Regions from separate parts of the Homo sapiens genome. Here region 1 is linked to region 2. The links are chromatin contacts, found by Hi-C or POLR2A ChIA-PET in ENCODE. All regions are on one chromosome and are shown on one strand. Each heading gives the region's core, a stretch centred on a gene start or an enhancer-like site at or near the end of the contact. The rest is flanking DNA. Distances are from core to core; before and after follow the strand shown.

Region 1 (3,186 bases), core at 373-2,872, 1.2 Mb after region 2:
TTTTTTTTTTTTTTTTTTTTTTTTTTGAGACAAGTTATCACTCTGTTGCCCAGGCTAGAGTGTGGAGTGTGGTGGTGGAGTGTGGTGGTGATCTCAGCTCACTGCAGCCTCGACCTCCCAGGCTCAAGTGATCCTTCCACTTCAGCCTCTCCCCGAGTAGCTGAGACTACAAGTGCACACCACCACACCTGCCTAATATTCTGTATTTTTAGTAGAGACAGGGTTTTGCCATGTTGCCCAGGCTGGTCTCGAACTCCTGGGATCAAGCAATCTGCCCGCCTTGCCCTCCCAAAGTGCTGGGGTTACAAGCCTGAGCCACTATGCTTTGCCGAAGATTCCCGTCTTCCCACTGAACCTTCTTCTTTCCTTCTCCTGGGCCATTCCTGAGCCCTGGCTGAGGGGAGAGAAGGGAAGGAAAGCCCCTCCTGCGGCCATCTCAGCATCCAAGGCAATCCTTCTGGGGCTGCTCTGTCTCCAGGGCCCCAGCCATCCCCAGACACTGAGTGCCTGAGGGGGGACCCTCACTCCTGTGGCACTATGGTAAGATAGGAAACAGTGGCTTCTCCTCAAAGCAGCCTCGCCGGTCGGTCAGCTGACTACCAACATGGGAAGTGGCCGAAGATCCACATGGAATGACACTGATAAGCACTTTGCAGTGTCTGAAACTCTTAAACATCAGTGCTGTCTTCCTAGTTTTACAGACACAACTCTGTGGGTTGGATGAGGTTTTTCTAAATGTACAAATGCAGAAATATACGGAGGGAGTAAAGGGACTGCCTACAAATCACATCTAGAGTGTGGTGTACCTGATTTCAAGTCTTTTATTTTATTCTCGCAGCAACGGGAGAATCCGCAGTCGAGGGAGGTGAAATGACTTGCTGAACGCCACACGGCGGACTCCAAGCCCCGAGCTCCTATAACAGAGGAGGAGGAAGGCGGGCTCAGCTCCTGCCACCCAGCAGCGGGGGAGATGCAGCCCGGGACTAGGCTGGGCCATGGGGACAGATCCAGGCCCCGCCCCCTGACCTTGTTCTCTGCCCGCCGGGAAGTGGGGAACTTGCGGGGAGCAGCCTCAGCTAGTCCCTGGGGCAGAGTCTCCACTTGGGTGCACGCCCTGGGGTGGGGCTTCTTCGGGAAGCCGGGGGCCTTCAACTCTGCTCAGGAGCTCGGGCCGGAGAAAGGCCCCGAGACTTGAAGCCCTTGCCCGGGAGGGATGAACACGCAAAGGAACCCGAGGAACGGGGTAGGGGACCAAGAGTAGGACCAGCTTCTCCTGCGCGGGGACAGGGCCTGTGGAGCGGCCTGGAGGAATCTCTCCCAGCCGCGAAGCCCGGGAAGGCTGCGAGGCCCCAGCGCGGAGCGGCCCCTCCCACCTCCCCGAGGGCAGGCGGAGCGAAGCCTCGGGGCCCGGGCCCAGGTTTTGTGCCTACGGAGGCTGGACTTCCCCGCCACCCCGAGGAGTCACCGAGAGCCTTCTCTCCCTCGCAGGGGCCCTGGGAGGCCCGCGCTTTCTCTGAAAGTGGAAGGAGTGGGCGGGGGGCGCGGCCGAGGCGGGGCGCGGGCGTGCAGCGGCGCAGGCTCCGCCCCGGGGCCGTCTCCAGCCGGGGGCGCCGAGCCGCTCCAGTCCCCGGCGCGCCGCGGGCTGGTGGGCTCAGCGGCGGCGCCGGCACTGGGAAATGACCCTGCCCGGGGGCCCAACGGGCATGGCGCGGCCGGGGGGCGCGAGGCCCTGCAGCCCGGGGCTGGAGCGGGCCCCGCGCCGGAGTGTCGGGGAGCTGCGCCTGCTCTTCGAGGCGCGCTGTGCGGCGGTCGCTGCGGCCGCCGCCGCGGGGGAGCCCCGGGCCCGCGGGGCCAAGCGGCGTGGGGGACAGGTCCCCAACGGGCTTCCGCGGGCTCCCCCGGCCCCGGTGATCCCTCAGCTGACCGTGACAGCCGAGGAGCCCGACGTGCCCCCGACCAGCCCTGGGCCGCCGGAGCGGGAGAGGGACTGCCTCCCGGCAGCGGGCTCTTCGCACCTGCAGCAGCCGCGCCGCCTTTCCACCTCGTCGGTCTCCTCCACTGGCTCCTCGTCGCTGCTCGAGGACTCGGAGGACGACCTGCTGAGCGACAGTGAGAGCCGGAGCCGCGGCAACGTGCAGCTGGAAGCGGGCGAGGACGTGGGTCAGGTACGGGCCGCGGGGGCGGGGCCAGCGCCGGGCGCGGGGGCTGCACGGGGGACCTGGCTGGGTGCTCCCGGAGGACCCGCTCCTGTCCATGCTCCCTCCAGCGGAAGGTCCTGTTCTCGCGGTTTAGGAGGAATCTGGGGGTCAGAGGGAGGCGCCTGGCCGACCTCTCGCCTGGGCAACTTTCACCTCGGCTCCGCCGGCGGGTCGTGGCGCTGGCCCTGGGGCGTCTAAGAAGCGGGGCGAGGAGCAGGCGACCCGCCGCGGGGACTGGGCGAAGCGGGGGTAGCGGACCTTGTTGGCTGTGGGTTAGGACAGGAGGGATCGGAGGGGCTGAGCCTTGCCGGGTGAACCCTCGGAAGGAGAGAGGCGAAGGAGAGTTTCCCTTACCCCCCGCCCCCTCTCCGGTGCCGCGGCCGCACCCCCGCCGTTGCCACGGTTTCCCTCTCCTGAGTGGGAGTGGAGCGGCGCTCCAGGCTCTGCTCGGGAGCCGCTGCCGTCTGCTCCCAGCGCCCGCACGAGGCGTGGACGCAGGGGAGGGAGGGGCGTGGGCCTGGGAGCTCTGGCTGGGAGCGGAACGCAGCCCACCCAGTGCGCGCCCTGCCTCCCATCTTCCCGGCTCGCCGCTCCTGAGCGCGGCAGAGAGGGGCGGTAAACTGAGGCTGCAAGGGGGCAGGATCACTCTGCTAGTCTCTGCCTCTGATAGCCTGGGTGTTCTGGGACCAGGTCTGACCCTCGGAAAACACAGCCCTGGGCACTGTTAAGTCATTCCTGACGCCCGCCACTTAGGGATGTGCGGCTCCCGGGACACCCTCCTTGTTCCCCTCGTTTTAACCAAGGCCAAATACCTTGAATAACTGTCCGTGGTCAGCGCGAAGGACTTTCTTTAGATCCACGTTTCGCAAGTGTCCCTGAGGCCGAGGAAGAGGCGAGGGGCGCCCCCGGCCTCGGGCGTCTGGGGCCTGCCCATAAGTCCGGGTCGGCGCGGCGGGGCGGGGAGAGCTGTGGCCGCGCGCCTGCTCCG
Region 2 (3,292 bases), core at 34-2,533:
CCATCAGAACCACAGTTCTGTTCCCCAACACACGCCCAGACAAGTCTCCCTCACTCATTCAGACACCCAGGCAGTCCATATGCCCAGTTCTGGGAACACAGGAAGTAGCATCCAAGGAGGAGGGAACCAGAATTCTGGAAAGCCTTATAGAGAGGGAATGGGGAGGAGAGAAGGCAGGGAGAGCAGAGAGCGGAAGGAGGGGGAGGGCACAAGTAAAGCCGCAAGGGAGAGTCTGAGCATGAAGGGTTGTTAGCACCTAGGGGGTCCAAAGACCAGGCACAGAGCCCACTGCCTGGCGCCTGGCCTGGAGCCAAAGAAGACAAACCTCACATGGGAAAGTGGGGAGGGGACAACCGCCCAAGCCTTGAGGTCTGGAGGGGATCTGAGAGTGAAAACGCTCTAGGAGTCCTGAGAGTTAAACTCCTCAGGTTCAGTGCAGCTCCTTGGGTCCAAATCCAGGCCAAAACCAGGAATTGGAAGACCCAAAAAGCGGGACCAGCGACCTGCGGCGAACTTTGGGACTAAGGTGGCAAGCGAGTCTGGAGAACAGCTCAGTCCGTGGCTCTGTCCCGGAGGCTCAGGGTTGGCGGGGTGAGGCGGGCTGGGGTACGCAATTGCGACGACTTCAGTAGAGCTCCGAAGCCCAGCCTGGACTGGGTGGAAGGAACACAACCAGCTGCGGCCCCAGTGAGCGCTCCAGGTGCCAGAACCGCCTACCCCTGGCGTCAACCAGGTTCTTTAGCTGTGAATGGGCCTGGGAGACCCACCCAGGGGGTACGCGGTGCGGGGAGCAAGCTGAGAGCTGGAACGTGGTATCTTCCCTATCCCTCTTACCGTCCCCTCCCAGAGGATAAACCTAGGCCTGGAGTCCGAAGCCCAGGCTGCTATTCCACCTGTCACTTCGGAGCCTCGGGGCGGAGCGGGGAGGCGCCAGAGTTGACAGCTCGCGCTCCGACCGCCCCCTTCTAGCTCCGCACTCCGCCTCGCACAACGCCGTTCCCCCTTTTAAAGAAGTGCCCGGGGCTCCACTCTACGCCGCGCCAGCCCACCAGGGGTCGCGGTGACGTCGCCCGTTTAAGAGCCAGCCTCCCTTAACTCTCTCTTAACGGGGCGTCCCGGCGGGGCTCGCGGCTCCCGGCAGCCGCCGCCTCCCCTCGCGGCACTTCCGGACCCCGGCGTCGCCCTTTTAAGGGGCAGCCCCCAGCAGCGCTCTCCCCGCCCCCTGTTGCCGGCGCGCGAGGCGGGGGAGCCGGGCTGGAGCGGAGCGCGCGGTCCGCGCGGCCACTGGAGACCAGGCGGCCGGCGGCCGGGCAGGCGGCGGCGGAGCGCGCGGCGGCGTGGCGGCGGATGGGGACGCGGAGCCGGGCGGCTGTGGCGGCTGTGGCGGCTGTGGCTGTGGCGGCGGCGGGGAAGCAGCTGACGGGCCGGCGGCGGCGGCGGCGCTGGCGGCGGTGACTGGTCCAGGCCCCGGCGGCGGCTGCAGCAACGCGGTGGCGGGCTGCGGGCGGGCGGCGTGAGGAGCGGCGGCGGAGCGCGGGGCCGCCGGGAACCGAGGGCGCCGGGCCGCCCCCTGCCCAGTCCTTGCAGGCCGCCAGGCCCCCTCCAGCCGGGGCCGTGGAGCACCGGGGCAAAGGCCGGGGCCCCCCCATGAAGGAGCGCGACGCGGCCCCGGCCGAGCGGGGCAAGCCGGCCACCTACACCGGGGACAAGAAGGCGAAGATGGCGGCCAAGACCAACAAGAAGTGGGTCCGGCTCGCCACCGTGTTCGCCTACGTGCTCTCCGTGTCGCTGGCCGCCATCGTGCTCGCCGTCTACTACAGCCTCATCTGGCAGCCGGTGGGCGCCGGGACCTCGGGGGGAGCCGCTGGCCCGCCCCCCGGCGGCTCCAACGCCACTGGCCCGTCTGGGACTTCGGGGGCGGCGGCGGCGGGGCCCAACACCACTGGGTCGTCCCGCCGCGAGGCGCCGCGCGACGTTCCCCCACTGCAGGCGGCGCGACCGGCGCCTCCGGAGCCCCCTGCGGACAGCCCCCCGGCCGGGCCGCTCGAGCGGCCTCGGGGGCCGGACGAGGACGAAGAGGAAACGGCGGCGGCGCCCGGGAGTCGTTGAAGCCCTCCGCGCTGGGGGCCGCCGGGAACCATTCTCCCCAAGCCCAGAGGCAGGACTTCGCAGCAGGATGGGGTGGAGAGCCCGCGGGAGTGACCCCCACGAGAGTGAACGCCCCTCACACTCCCACCATCGCCGGCTGGCCCCGGAGCGGGAGGCCCGCAGCCAGATCTTCAGCCAAGGGACCACGATTCGCCGGGGGGCTGGGGGTTTGCTGCCCAGGACCGTGCTGCACCAGGGCCCTGAGCCGTAGGGGGATGGGGGGAGGGGTGGGGAGATCCCGGCACCAAACCCTTCTGCGCCGCTCGCTCTGGTGTATCCTACATGCAGGGGTGACTGGGGCTTTCCCCCAAGACTCAGGGGAAGGATGGAGCTGTAGGGGCTCTTTTTAAGTAAGCTGAAGCTCTCGAAAGGAGGAGGGCACCAAAAGTAGTGGAGCTCAGGTACGTCAACCTAGTTGCAGTGGCCAGAGATGCATTAAATTTCTAGATCCCTGTATATAGTTGTTGACATATGCACTAGAAGCTATAATCACATAGAATTCTATGTATATCCTCCCACACCCTGGGTAGCTACTGACTGAAGGGGTCAAGCAAGGGCTATTTGCTGTCCCCCAAAAAGTACACCTGGCCAGAAGGGCACAAACACGGCTTCTTAAATCACTCACTTTCTCCTGTTCCCCTCCTGTTTCTGAAATATAAGTTTATGACGTTCTTTCACAAAAGAGTATAATCATTCTTAGACTGTTGACATGGCTGTGGAAAGCCTTAGGAGAAGTAGAAACAATTTAGGGAGGGTGGGGAATGTACTCATCCCCTCTTCTTTCCATCCTAGTGCCCCCACCAAAGAGGCTTCTTGTTGCAGCCCTCAGTATCTGGATATGGGCCAGGGAGGAAGGAAGGGAAAGAGCAATGCTGCTGTGCTTCAATCCTGGCCTTCCCCTCACAGAATTCTTTTAGGAAGAGCAAGCTTTTGTAAGTAGAGTGGCAAGTGTTTTTATCTTTTTTTTTTTCCTGCTCCTCAAAATGTTGTCTTGTTCCGGCAATCACTTTTGCCTTCCCTCTTTCCTGAGCCTGTAGTGACAAAGCCCGGCGATTTGGGATGAAATCTGTTGTAACACCAGAGCTTTGATTACACATCCTCTGGTTTTGAGTTATTCTACAGAATCAGAAAGGCTGGAAGGTGG

What was found. A loop is a pair of places that touch in the nucleus more often than their neighbours do. ChIA-PET counts read pairs that join two places held with the same protein, here RNA polymerase II (POLR2A). Pooled maps may share reads with other maps.
Region 1: a pooled map shows a loop between it and region 2 (2.5-fold over the local background). The contact joins the promoter of ITPKA here to the promoter of INAFM2 in region 2. A Hi-C loop is called at or near these places in 1 of 50 pooled maps. POLR2A ChIA-PET finds 5 or more read pairs at or near these places in 2 of 52 experiments (CD4-positive, alpha-beta T cell and WTC11).

Annotation. Positions count from the first base shown.
Region 1 is chr15:41,492,252-41,495,437 of GRCh38, forward strand. ITPKA (inositol-trisphosphate 3-kinase A) reads left to right here and starts at 1,623. Exons shown (of 7, transcript NM_002220.3): 1 at 1,623-2,165. The coding sequence starts at 1,677. RefSeq lists enhancers at 525-1,025, 1,026-1,526 and silencers at 1,263-1,882, 1,903-2,082, 2,193-2,242.
Region 2 is chr15:40,322,409-40,325,700 of GRCh38, forward strand. INAFM2 (InaF motif containing 2) reads left to right here and starts at 1,284. Exons shown (of 1, transcript NM_001301268.2): 1 at 1,284-3,292. The coding sequence starts at 1,648. The coding sequence ends at 2,109. It overlaps LOC112268152 (a long non-coding RNA gene), which reads right to left and starts at 1,235. Exons shown (of 3, transcript XR_002957721.2): 1 at 835-1,235. RefSeq lists silencers at 972-1,341, 1,672-1,751, 1,762-1,991.